Regions from separate parts of the Homo sapiens genome. Here region 2 is linked to region 1. A link is a contact called in ENCODE Hi-C data. All regions are on one chromosome and are shown on one strand. The core of a region is the stretch at or near the end of the contact, and the rest is flanking DNA. Distances in the headings are between cores, read along the strand shown. Region 1 has its middle 120 kb from the start of SPACA1. Region 2 holds the start of ZNF292 (zinc finger protein 292).

Evidence for each region. Hi-C counts contacts between places; a loop is a spot of excess contacts on that map. Pooled maps may share reads with other maps.
Region 2: a pooled map shows a loop between it and region 1 (8-fold over the local background). The contact joins the promoter of ZNF292 here to the enhancer-like site in region 1. A Hi-C loop is called at or near these places in 25 of 37 single-sample maps with no recorded cell type and 5 of 50 pooled maps.

Annotation. Positions count from the first base shown.
Region 1 is chr6:87,923,017-87,929,981 of GRCh38, forward strand. No RefSeq gene overlaps it. Among named protein-coding and RNA genes, the nearest start is that of SPACA1, 120 kb to the right of the region's middle. RefSeq lists enhancers at 2,230-3,319, 2,505-2,694. Within about 2 kb of position 2,540, at least 5 of the 41 ENCODE cell types and tissues checked have a DNase peak (open chromatin) inside an H3K27ac peak, as active enhancers do.
Region 2 is chr6:87,151,049-87,158,013 of GRCh38, forward strand. ZNF292 (zinc finger protein 292) reads left to right here and starts at 4,517. Exons shown (of 8, transcript NM_015021.3): 1 at 4,517-4,711. The coding sequence starts at 4,544. LOC124901355 (translation initiation factor IF-2-like) reads right to left here and starts at 4,199. Exons shown (of 2, transcript XM_047419630.1): 1 at 3,928-4,199; 2 at 108-2,254. The coding sequence starts at 1,340. The coding sequence ends at 660. RefSeq lists enhancers at 740-809, 1,041-1,541, 4,055-4,214, 4,485-4,824, 5,336-5,943 and a silencer at 1,010-1,129.

The DNA of each region.
Region 1 (6,965 bases), core at 1,290-3,789:
CTCTCTAAGTGTGACAGGAAGTATTTGTCATACAGTTGTACTGTCACGGATGGGAGCCACCAGCAGCTGTTGTGTGCTGTTTGCACATTAACCACACAATCGTGGAGATTGATTTGGGAGCCTAGTCCCTGCCCCACTCCCCTGTCAGCCTTCACCTGTCTGCTCCCTCCTCTCTCCTTCCTACCCCACTGTTCACTCACCCCTGCCCCCTGGCCCACCTCCTCTTCCATCTGGATGCCTCAGAGCAGATGTGGACACAGCCATATGTTCCATCACTCTGACTAATGCTGCTGTGCTTCTAGGTTGGCTCAAGTTGGATTGTGATTAGTGTTTACTGCTATTATCACTAGATCAGATAATGGTGATGGTTATTGATTTGCCTAGCACAAACCTCTTTGTTTATTAGGAGCCTTGTACATAATGAAGGGAACACACCGAAAGACAAACAAAAAATATTTGTATTTATTTATTGAAAATGGGCAGTGCAAGACTGTGTCCTTGGCTCTGTCCTGTTGAACATTTTCATTAGGGACTTGGATCAAGACTTAAGAGACCTGCTGATCAAATTTGCAGTTGGCACAAAGCGGGGCAGGACGGCTAATAGGCTAGATAAGAAGAGCAGATTTTAAAAAGATCTTGACAATTGGAACAAAAAGCCAAACCAACAGAAAAAAATTTAATAAGAAACTTAAGGTCTTGTACTTGGGTAAATAAAAATCTGCTTCAAAAGTATATAGGATAGGAGGAGAGACTTTTCTTTGTAGCAGTTCTAGGGAAAACAACTAAGGACTTTTAGTAGATGTCGGCTCTACCATGAGTTAACGAAGAAGGTGATGCAAATTAGGCTGCATGAATAGAGGCCCTGAACAGATCCCCACATCTGCAGGACTCCGAGTGTCTATCACATTGAAGATAAAAATACAAACATGTTATTGATTGATTGATGATTGATGGATTGAAAACAATTTTAAATTCTTCCTTAAAAATTATCAGAGGCCAGGCGTGATGGCTCACACTTGCAATCCCAGCACTTTGGGAGGCTGCAGTGAGTGGATTGCTTGAGCCCAGGGGTTTGAGACCAGCCTGGGCAACATGGTGAAACCCCATCTCTACAAAAAATACCAAAAAAATTTAGCCAGGTGTGATGGCACACCTATAGTCCCATCTACTTGGGAGGCTAAGATGGGAAGATTGCTTGGCCCCAGGAGGCTGAGGTTCTGCTAAGTTGAGATTGCTCCACTGCACTCCAGTCTGGGTGACAGAGTGAGACCCTGTCTCAAAAATAAATAAATAAATAAATAAATCAGAGTAACAAGAGTTAACTGCAGGTAATGAAACATTATAGGTATATTAAAAAAAATTCTTCCTTCTAACATCCCCCAAAACAGATAACACATGTTAACAACTTGGTGTGTATCCTTCTGTGCTGTTACTCATGCTGAGACAAACATATCAAAACAAACCCACAAGTATATAAGATTTTTGTTGGGATTTTTGGTTTTTCATAAAGTGGACAAACCCATTTTCTCCATCTTTCTTCACTTAAGGATACATCATTGACACCTCTCCAAAATTAATTTTAAAATGCTTAATGTTCCAGAAATATGGATGTGGTATCATTTATTCATCCCTTAATCAATGTCACATTTAAGAGGGATATGGGCAAATAGGGCAGGGGATGATGTTCCAGGGCAGGATGGCAGAAGTGGAGCCAGAAGCCATGACATAGAAAAAAGGACTGATGCAACCAGAGATGCTTAACTGGGAGAATAAAAGGTGGGTGGAAGAAGGGGAGGGTTGGTTGGGTTCATCAGTTAATATTGGAGCTTTGCTCAGACTGGGGTTGAACAGGTTAGTAATTCTATGGTTAGTGTTTGATTCCTTGTCAAGACAGGTCTAGGGAAGTGGGGAGGGTGAAGACTCTATTTCCTTCAGTGATTGGAGGGTTGTGCAAAACAGCAGCCTTTGGGGTTACCAAGCGTGGCCCACCCTATCCCCAGAGAGCTGGCGGGCTCTGTGGAACAACCTCCACAGTAAGCACATTATAAAAACATTAGGCGAAATAATAAAAATAATGACATTAAAAAGAAAAATTGTTGTAGAAACCAAACAAACCCAGACCTACAGCCGAGGCAGGCACCAGCCGGGATGTTGTTAGCATGCTTAGGAGAAATTTGATTTCGATGAATTTCGTTGTCAGTGTAACCAGGGCATGAATCACCCTCCTCCGCCCTTTCTCATCGTTCTAATACCAAGATTTAGAGAACATGGCATTAGAGAGATAAAGAGGTTCACAAACAGTATCAGCCAGGAGCCCCCCGGGCCCAAAAGCAGCACCAGGCTCAGCCAGGAGGCAGCTTTCTGCTGTTATGGGCCTATAAATCTGAAGGCATCTGAACCCCTGCGGGATCTGAAGCCATCAACTCTGAGACCAGAACTGTCACCTTTTCTGCTCCCAACCTCTTCCTCCCACCACAGTCCACCTGACCATGGGGTGAGAAATGAGGTTTCTCACTAGAAGCAAGTTCTGGCAGAGCAGGGGCCTGGCCACACCAGTGCTGTAGCAAGCAGCTTGCACTGGCTTCCAGGGTTTGCATCCGTGGTGACAAATGTACTCTCCTGAGGTGGCTAGGAAAAGCCACCTGTCCTGCCAGACACAGGGATGCAACGCCAGTGTAGGATCTGGAGGATCCCACATGCAGCATCGGGGCAGATGGTCACAGTCTGGTGACTGGGGAATCCCCAACGGCCCTGAAACCATGCTCTCAGTTTTATTTTTAGCTAATATGTACTTGATCCTTTCCCACGTGCCAGACATAGTGCCAGGTGCTTCCTGTGGATCATCTCCATCCGTGTTCCCAGCCCTCTGCTAGCTACTGGTGCACATACTTTACACATGAGGAGACTGAGGCTCAGGGAGATGAAGTTACCTGGCCCAAGTCACTCAGCTGGCCAGGAGTGGAGCCAGGGCTTGACCTGAGGTCTGCCCAACTCCAGCATTTATACCCTTTCCATTAAGAGTTGATGATGCCTCATGGCCATGAGAAGGGACTACGGGGAAAAGTGGGCTTTCCTAAAGCCTTTGCTTTCTCTCATCTGATTACAAATCCAACCAATTTCATGCGTTCCAATTCGAAGTGCTCAACCTACCCTCATTTATCTATAGTTCGTCACAGCCCTCAAGATTGCTTAGGGGATGGGGGACCTGTCTTAGTAATACCAGTGCTTCAGGCCGTTACCACTCACACAGGTGACAAAAACAGGGACTAGAAATTAGAATTAGAGAAATCCACAAAGCGCTGAGGTTGGCTGTCTTGTGGTGGCGTTTCTCAGATACCAGGGCCCACTGATTTATTTCCCTCAAGGAGAGGCAGTGAAAAACAGTGGTTAGGAAAATAGTCATGAAACATGGATTCTGGAGTTGAGTGATCTGGGTTTAAGTCCCAGTTCTGGCTGTGACTTTGGGCAAGTTACTTAACCTTGTATAAAACAGGAATAATAATAAGATTAAATGAGCTCTTGTATACAGAGTTGTCAGCTTAGTCCCTTGCACAAAGTAGGTATTCAGTACATACTATCCATTGTGGATAGTATGTTGTCCCCAGGTACAGCGGGGACACTGCAGAAGCACTGTCATTAAGGCATGCACTTGGAGTTGTTTTTCCTGTAGGGGGAACATGTTTTAGTCAACCAATATCTGTTCACAAATCTGGCGTCTTTTGGGGAATTGTTTGGGAACTGCCTGGCCTGGGTAAAGAGAGGCATTTCCAGAAGAATATAATTCCAGGCTCAAAGACAGCTGATTCACAGTACCGGTTCTGCCAGTCACCACTGGGTCCTTTGTGCAGTCACTCCATTCTCTGAGTTGTGACTGAAGGATTATGAGAGCCACCTTGGCTAGGTCATTGTCCACCTGAGATGAGGTCACAAATATAAAGCACCCAGAAGAGTGTTTGGCCCCCAGATGGTACATGGTGGTAATTGGTCCCCTTCTGCTGTGGCCTAACCACAACTTCCCAGACCAGATCACTGGTAAATGTCCTCCAGGCTTCTTCAAACCTGTTTCTTGTACTTGCCAAGAAGGATATGACATCCTAAGGCGCTCAGATGACCTCCCTTCCCAGAGACAACTTAGCTCAAACATAGAAAAGCCCAGTCATTAGAAGGGAATTCAATCAATAAGCAGGACTAAAACTAGGTAGAGGAAATCCTTTCATTAAGTATTTAAATGCCTTTTGCGATCTGAGTTTACATAGAAATCATAGAGGGCTACTTGTTAATCACTTCTTTTTCACAAGTATAAGGCTAGCTGGTTCCTTTTCCTGACTGCTCCTTCTGGACTTTGGGGGATGAATGGGAGGTTCGAGGCCACATGGTGGGGACCCTCTCATTGGCCTTATCCTACCATTAATAGGAATATGTGCACTCTGGCAGGTCAGGACTCCCAACCCAGGGTCTCAGAGTCCTCTGAAAATGGAAAATCTTGAAGGCCTTCTGATCACCAGGAGTCTGAACTTCATTTCTTCCTTCTGCTGAAGATTCCCCTAAGGCACTACTTATCTTAAGAACTTCCCTGAAACCCCCTACTCCCTACCCCCAGAGATTTTCCACTCCCTTCCAGGAGCCCCCATTCCACTGGAAGTACACTTCTTTGAAACCTCTGCAAAGCTTTCCTGGTCCTGTAAGTTTACCTTCATGGGCTCCTTAGAGCCTATGCAAACCTCAAAAGTGAGGATTATGTTTGTGTTTAGTCCTGAGCTCCAGCATCCAGTTTATTGGCTAGCACATAATAGGTGTTTACTTATGTTGAAGGAATTTCATGTTAAAGAGACGATAAGCAAGGTACTTTAATCCACTGTAGTTCACCTATGCTTACTCATAACATGGGGATAATAAGAGTTCTTACCTATCTCATAGGGTTTTATGAGCATTAAATGAGACAACCCATTGTTAATGTTTAGCACAGTGTCTAGCACATAGTCATCACTCAGTGCATATTAACCATCATTGTATAATATTATTAACATTCTGATTCCAAAATTTCTGGCCCCATTTTAAAAACAGATAATCCGGTTGGGTGCAGTGGCCTGTAATCCCAGCACTTTGGAAGGCTGAGGCGGGTGGCTCATCTGAGGTCAGGAGTTCGAGACCAGCCTGGTGAACATGGTGAAACCCCGTCTCTACTAAAAATACAAAAATTAGCTGGGCATGGTGGTGCAAGCCTGTAATTCCAGCTACTTGGGAGGCTGAGGCATGAGAACCCCTTGAACCCAGGAGGCGGAGGTTGCAGTGAGCTGAGATCGCACCACTGCACTCCAGCCTGGGAAATAGAGCAAGACTCTGTCCCAAAAAATAATAAAAATAATATAAAAAACAAAACAAAACAGACTCCGAGATACAGAGGAAATGGGCTTGCCCTTAGGAGAAACCAGAGGGCCAAGCACAATGCCAAGAAAAAAGTCAAAATCTTTATTTCCTGTTCAGATCCTTAAATACAGCGCTTATGAGGTCTCTGCCTGAGGGCCCATGGTTTTCAACTTTGCTCAGACCTGCATTTAAGCAGAAGCTCAGGCAAAAGGACGATGGGGAGGGATTGTCTTCCTCAGTATTCTTCTGGCCTTTGAGGAAGAAATGAAAAGAATTCTGTAATCATTCATTGACATGGCTTCCGTGTAAAAATTTTTGAGCCTCAGGCTGAAGAAAACAGAGCAGGGGAAGATATTTAGGAGGGAAACTATTTTACACAAAGGTAACGTGTGTGAGAAATAAAGACTTTTTTTTTTTTGAGACAGAGTCTCGCTCTGTCACCAGGCTGGAGTGCAGTGGCACGATCTGGGCTCACTGCAACCTCTGACTTCCTGGTTCAAGCGATTCTCCTGCCTCAGCCTCCCAAGTAGCTGGGATTATAGGCATGTGCCACCACGCCCAGCTAATTTTTGTATTTTTAGTAGAGACAGGGTTTCACCACGTTGGCCAGGATTGTCTCGATCTCCTGACCTCGTGATCCGCCCGCCTCAGCCTCCCAAAGTGCTGGGATTACAGACATGAACCACCACACCCAGCTGAAATAAAGACCTCTTAAAGCAGAAGGCAAAGGTACATGTCTCTGGAAATTCAGAAGTGTTATTTAGTGATCTAGATGAAGAATATATGGGAGGAGACATGAGAGCCTCTGTACAGAATCATTCATGTAAATGTTTGCCCAGAAACCCAACTGACTGAGGCCATAATTCACCCTTGGGAAACCACCAGAGAAGCTCATTGGATCATAGCTATGAGCGAAGAGCTGTTGCTAGCGAATCAATACTGCTATCTCTATAAGCACCCACCTTATATCTCTGTGACTGCATCTAATTTTTAATAAGCTTGTAATCAATGATTTTTATTATTTTGTATAAATTTCCAAAAGGCTAGTTCAAGTAAAAAAAAGAAATCCTGAACATTTTCAGCTGGAGAGTTTTTAGGAATAATTACATGTACATTAAGCAATATTTTTCTGGTGAAGGTGTATATTTTTCTCTCCTTCCTTCCTTCTCTTCCTGCCTCCCTCCTCTCTTTATTTTATTCCAGAGAGACTGCCATAGGTTTACCAAATACCCGAATAACCCTTTCTTGTTTTATCTGACCCATTCATCTTGTACACGTATTTATTATGATATGAGCACAGAGACTTTTGTTTTCTGTTTTAAACATTTGTTTTTGGATGTTCGGCAGATTGCATGCCTAAAGAATGCTTTGACTAAGAATTCCTAAACACAGATTATGGCTTTGGGCAGAGACCTCTTTCCCCAGTGCCTCAGGTTCCTAGTCTCCACTGCTGACGTGCAGTCAGAATGAACTAATTCACACCCCAGTCTAGGCATCTGGGTCACTTCGTGCACATGCTGTGAAAAGGCCGCTCCTTCCCTTTCTTCAGCCACTACTCGGCACTACTCAGGCACTTCGGAAGCAGTGACTCAGGAGAC
Region 2 (6,965 bases), core at 3,267-5,766, 770 kb before region 1:
GAGACAGAAGTTGCAGTGAGCAGAGATCGCGCCACTGCACTCCAGCCTAGGGAGACAGAGTGAGACTCCGTCTCAAACAAACAAACAAAAGAACAATGTATAACACATTTATGCTTCCAAGATTTTATTTTGCTTTATTTCACAATTATTTTCATCTTGGTTAAATTAGAAGGATAATTGAGGCTCTATTAAAAGCATGTTCTTTAAATATTATTCTCCTTATTTGCATTTGGCTTTTCCTCAAATGGAAAGGAAAACGATATCCAAATAGACAATTTTTTAAAATCCCTCCTTATTTAATTACCTGTTCATATAAATATATGAAAATATATATGCTAGCCTTTTTTTTTTTTCTGGGAAAAACTCAAAGGCTACAATTAATCCTCTTAAATGTGAGTCCCATGTTTTCTCTGCTTTTGGAATCACTTCAACATGTGGCACAGCACCTGCCTTAATATTTTTAACATTATATTGACTCCTTTTGCTGTTCCTCTCGAAGAAAATGTCTTCCTTGGAAAAGTGTGGTGTCTAACCGATCCCAATAGCGCTTTAACCCATGCTCTTTCTCTTTGCATCTGTGGGCACAGCACTGGTTCCCAGACTCTGGGGGTGGGGGTGGGGGGTTTCTACTGGACCAAACCCAGGATAGACTCCGTCCCTCACTTCTGAGATCCAGAGGCTGCCTGTCTGTGGCTGGGCTGCCCAGCCCTTTGGAAGAGAGTAGGTTGATGGAGCCTCTTCGAAATCAGGCAGCAGTGCCCGCGCCACGGCCTCTGCAGGACAGACTCCAGCATCCCCGGGGTGGGTTTCCGGAGGCCCCGCTCCCCGCCGCGCCCTGGAAAGGCTCCAGAATCTCTCGGCCTGGAGGCCCCTGGCGGCCTCTGCTCCCAAGCGGGGAGTCGCAGCCAGGCTACAGCGGGCTTGATCCTCAGTGCTGGGTGGAAAAACCGCGGCGGCAAACGCCGGGCCTGCAACTGCTGGGTGTCGGCGTTGCTGGTTCGCGGGCGGCGGCGGCGGCGGCTCCGCGACAACAGAGGACGCGAGCAACCGGCGCAGCGCCCAGCAGGGCCTTGGCGGGGTGGAGGGGCGCAGGCTGGGTTAGCGGAGCAGAGCGGACCGATCTGGTGCCCTCCGTGGCCCGAGGCCTGCGGACCTTCTCCGTTCTCCGGCCCAGGGCGAGAGCGGGGCAAGAGACAGCGCCCCGATAGTGGCGCACGCTCTCCGCCATCCCCGGGCCTCGCGCTTTCACCTCGCGTGCTGGGGCGAGGGCGGGGCTGCGGGGTGTACTGGGTCGGGGGTAGGAAGGACCTGCCAGGCCTTAGCCCTGAGCTATCCGTCATCCGCTAACGCCGCGCTCCCTGCATCCCTGGCTTGGCCCCCAGGCTCTGCGCCGCTTGTCTGTAGCAGACACAACTCAGCTCCCTTACTGTCCTCAGGCCCGGCTATTTCAAGAATTCCAGAAAAAGAGTGCACCGGCGTGTGCGGGCCGGTGCTGCCCGGAAAACCCGTGAAGCAGGCACGCACGGCCCGGATGCAAGCACATCTGTCCCCTCCCCCAAAGGTCTCCCCAGCTTTATTGATCGCGTGGGTGCGGGTAGGGATCTAAATTTGTCTCCCAGATTTTCTCTGAAATCGAGTCTCTTGGGAGTGAAGGTCCATATGATTACACCACGTCCTTAGCAGTCGCGTTGTGTTCAAAATGGGCATGGGTGCTCGCGGCGCGGATACTGAGTTCCCCAGAGACGCGGAGTCTTTTGCCCCAGGGGCTTATTCTTGTTTTCTCAATGGAACAGGTCTTCGAATCTCCCCAGGAACATCTCAGTAAGTAGGGGTGTGCGTGTTTGTGTGTGTGTCAGTGTGTGTGTGTAAATGGTTCCTATGAGCTGACAGTTTGGTATTTAAAGAACAAATGGACATAAGCACAGAAGTCATGACTTTTCTATGGATAAGATTGAGATTTCTGAGATTTCCAAGACAAGGTTGACCTGTCACGGGATAGTATTTTCAATCCTTCTCATTAAAAAAAAAAAAAAAAAAAAAAGCCTGCACTTATGTAGAGATTCGTTGGACATTCTTGTTAGTATCTGAGATTACTTTGATGTTCTAAGTTGAATACAGGCATGCATTTTCATAATAGAACATTTGTCATATCGTATGTATTCCCATTGCAGATCATTTTCCCACAAAACTGTAAGCTTCTTCAAGGCAGGAAGAGCTTTTATTCGCCTCTGACTTGTCCCAAACCAAGTAGTGCCTGCAAATATCAAGTACACAATAAATGAGTGTTAATTACACCACTCACCCCCAATCCTTACATTTCCTGTAGGCTCTAAATATTTCTATGTGTGTGCAAAGGAGAAGAAATGGAGGAATGTGGACATAGGGTTCACAGATACTAAATAAACATAAAGACATGGCCATCCATGCTGATGGACATTTACCAGATAGTAATGGTGCTCAGAATCAATTTGCTAATCAAGTCTCCATAGTTTTAGGGTTGTTATGTGCAAGAGGTAGGAATGACCTACATTATCAGGCAATTCTCTTAAAAATCAATATCTGGATATATATGTCTCCCACCCCTCAACCCCCATTTTTTCTTTCTTTCTATAGATTAGGTGTGGTGTAAACCATTATACTTGAAGTGGAAATGAGCTTGCTAACCTGTGATACCTTACCTTGGATTTACGGGTACATTTGGCTAACCTCATATTTCCCTTTTTGCATTTTTTCACTGGAATCCTAAGATAACATAAACTGGTGAAACCTGGTTTGGGTATCTAAAATACTTAACTTGGGAAAGTGAACTGAAAATATTAAAAATCATTAGCTGCCTTAATTGTTCCTTTTTCAACTCAGTGATACTATTATATCCTCTCTTCTCAGCCTTTGAATGTACTTCCCAGTCTCTTCCATGAGTAAACATTTGAAGATTAAACATTTGAAGATTCTACCTTGTTAATATGTAATATTAACTGATACTGTTTTTCATAAGGGGTTTAACTGTGCCTGGTCACCTTATATAATGCCGCTTTAAAAACATCACCATCACTGATGCGTTATAAAACATTTATTCTGGACAACATAGTATGTAGAACACTTTCCATTAATTACTAGAAATCTTTTGAAGAGGACGCTGCCCACAATGGGAAGTATTTTTATTTTAGATCCTTGTACTAAAAAAATATACTTCACTCAGAGTAAATGAAAAGACTGGGTGCCTCATCAATATCATTGTTTCTAAATTTCTGTAGACTATTCAGTTGCAAGAGAGATAGGTCTTTTGTCTAATGCTCTAACGGTAAAAAAAATATTAGTTTTATTAAGAACTTTAGGGTTAAGCTCTTGGATTTTTGTAGCACCTCTTCTACTCTTTTGTTCAAGTGCCAAGTATTAATTCTTTTCAGCTTGTAAGTAAAATGTGGTTCAGAATGCTACCTCTATTTGTAGCATTAGGAAAAAAAAATGCTGTAGATATTTATAATAATTCTCGACAATATTGTTTTATTTTAGCATCAATTTCCTCTCCTCCGTTATGATTTTTAATGGAGTCCTTATTGGTGTTTTTTTTTTCCTTGACCTACTTTCTTTTCAATAGCTTTCATATATAGCCTGTTGTCATTGTTGGTGATTTCTGTAGAGTGTAGTAGAGTCTAAATCACGGTGAAACAGAGTAGTTAGTTATCACTTATTCTAGAAATGTTTTCGTGGTTTAAAAGTCATCTGGTCTGTTCATATTCTGACTTCTTTTAAACTATGCTTTTCATGAATTTGCTCCGTTCTCCAGACTGAGGATTGAACCTCATTCTGCTCTGACCCAATTGTTCTTTTCCTTTGTTGCCTCCACCCCCTAGAGAATGTGTTTCCAGGGGACAGGCGTTCTTGGTGCTGAAGAGGAGGAGAGTCAAGTGAGACGAGATCTGGTACCTCACGCACTAGATCCCTCCTCTCCGGCCTGGTGAGAAGTCAGAGACAATTTTGACAGTTCATAGTCCTGCCTTGGCTCTCACGCTTGCGGTCCATGGGCGGGTTTTACCTTCTCTCTCTTCCTCTGCTTCTGGCCTGCTTACAGGCCAACAGCAAATGCAGCCATTGCCCGAGACCACTCAGAACTCTCCCTGTGCCATCCTCTTGGGGAACAGGAGGATATGTCCGTAGAAGACTTCGTGGACTGGGGAAAGCCACGCCGGGATCGGGACGCCGGAGAGGGTCGCCCCTCCCTAGGCTTTTTCCCGTCGCGGCGCCCACGTGACCGAGAGCAGGCCTTCACCAGCCCGCCCCTTTCGGCCGCTGCTGCCCACTTCCCGCTCGGGGTAAGTAAACCGCCGTTTTCCGCACCGCCCCAACCCCGCCCTTCTCCTTTCCCCTTGCCTTCACCTCCCTCGGGCTCTCTCGCGCCACTCTCCCCACCCCCATATCTTCCCCATCGGGCCCTTTGTACGTGCTCGGCGCCGTGCAAGCGCGCCCGGCACGTGACCCCGCCGAACGTGGCATTGTGTTATCACGTGACCCAGGTGCGTACGCGACGGAGCGGGGTGTGAAGATGGCGGACGAAGAGGCCGAGCAGGAGAGGTTGAGTTGCGGCGAAGGCGGCTGCGTCGCGGAGCTGCAGCGCCTGGGCGAGCGGCTCCAGGAGCTGGAGCTACAGCTGCGGGAGAGCCGGGTACCGGCCGTGGAAGCGGCCACCGACTACTGTCAGCAGCTGTGCCAGGTGAGGGCGCCCGGTGGTCCCCTCCCCCTTTCCCCAGCTAGAGGGGGAAGAGGGCGAGCGAGCGCTAGGCGGCCGAGAGGTGGTCGCCGCTTCCTTGGCATCATCGGCGCCTCCGCCTGGGTGGGAGCGGGAGTAGAAGGAAGGCGCCTTTGTGTGGCTGCAGTTGTGGCGGTTGTTGTCGTCTGCAGCTCCTGGCTGGGGGAAGGGAGTTGCGGTCAAGGCGGAAAATCCCCCCTCCCCTTTCCTTCCCTGAACTCGGGACTGCGCGGTCCCCGCGGCTGAGGAAATGTACACGGTGCGGATTGGAGAGAGTAGGAGAATGGAGGCCAGGTTCTCTTCCTCCTCCTCCTTTTATTGTGCACTGGGGATTACCGCGCCTCCCGCCTCTGCGCCTCTGCTTCCCACTCCGACGGGCCTCCGCCCCCACTGGTTTGATTCCTTTGCCTTCCCCTGCTTTCATCCGTCCCGCCCCCCAGCCCCGGCCCTGTCCTGGCTGTCTCCGGGCCTTTGTTGTTCGAGTTTCGCCTTAGGACTGAAGGGGCCTTTGTTGATGTTCGGAGGAGCAGTCCCCGCCGACCCCTTCTAGTTGAGCTAGACGTTCGGGAGGGGGTGCTTGGCGGAGGTTGTCCCCTCCTGCCCATACTTGCTTGCTTGGTGCATCACTTCTGTGGTAAAGCTTTATCTCCTTAGTGTAGAGGAGCTGTGCCTGTACATCTGTCTCAGGTTGAGTGTCCTTTTGGGGCGGTTTTTCCAGAGTCCGTTTCTCATTTGCTTTCGCCCTTCGAGGAGTATGATTTCCACTATCCTTTCTGTCCCGATCACCCCCTCACCCCTGTTTCTTGGAGTCCTTCCTATTTGGCTTCCTGATGAAGTGGGAGAAGACTGAGGTTCATGTGGATCTGTGCTTTGGGTAGTTTCAAATCTTTTCTTTGCTTGCCCAAGGGCACTGCTCACCAGTGACTGCATTCTAACCAGAATTTGGAATGTTAATAACACTGTTTGCTAGTGATGAAAATCATTTCATCCATGGTGAAAATCGGAGAGTTTGGGACTACATTTGCACTTCATTACGAGCCTTACACTTAGGTTTAAAATTTCAAGGTAGTGTTGCTGGCTCTGGTGAAGACTTTGATTTGATTGTCTTGAGGAGGAAAAAGAAGACACAATTTACACAGGTCATATTTAGAGTTAACTTGTGAGTGTATCATTACAGAGAATTCGTTTTGGAAAAATACTGATCTTAACGTAGAACAATGGTTGACCATTTTAGCTGAGTAGATTACATTTTCACTTATTTTTTAGCTTCCAAATATTGAAATATTTTCTTTATTATGTCGGGGATACGTGATCACATACAAAAGAATCTCCGTTGCTGTATGCACTTTATTGTCACAAATTATTTGATGGCTGTTCATAATCTTAAAAACAAAAACTGTGAGATCAAGTGGTGACGTCTAGGAGGATGTGCAATGTGAAAGCTCCCTACTTAGGTAAATAGGTCTGGTGAGTACCTGTGGCAAAATTAAAGTCTCATTCCTTTGAATTTTAATATTTAAAAATTGTTGAAATTTCTCAGTTTCTCTACTTTGCAGTACCCACTCATTCTTAATTGGTCTTTAAAGATTTATTTTAGAGATAAAAAAATTTCTCTAAGATACCCATAATAGGAAGTATTTCATTTGTAAGTCGAATCAGTTTTTATATAATAATCAGTGAAAACTATTAAAGTCTAGCTTTGCTGAAAGACATTTTCCCCTAATAGTGTCCACTGATAGTTTTAAGGCTAATTACTGTAAATTCTTTTTTTGTCAGCAGTATTTGTAAGCAGGATTAATAATTCTGGGAAAATAGAATCTCATGCAAGCTGGACTCCCCCCCGCTTTTTTGTGAGTGTGTGACGTTGTAAAGTTATCACTTAAAGATTTTTATTTATTTATTTATTTTTGAGATATGGAGTCTTGCTCTGTCACCCGGGCTGGAGTGCAGTGGTGCGATCTCAGCTCACTGCAGCCTCCATCTCCTGGGTTCAAGCGATTTTCCTGCCTCAGCTTCCCAAGTAACTGGGACTACAGGCGTGCGCCACCAAGCCCAGCTAATTTTTGTGTTTTTAGTAGAGATGAGGTTTGGGGTTTCACTGTATGTCGGCCAGGCTGGTCTCGAACTGCTGGTCTCGAACTGCTGACCTCAAGTGATCCACCCACCTCTGTTTCCCAAAGTGCTGGGATTACAGGTGTGAGCACCGCGTCCCGCCAGA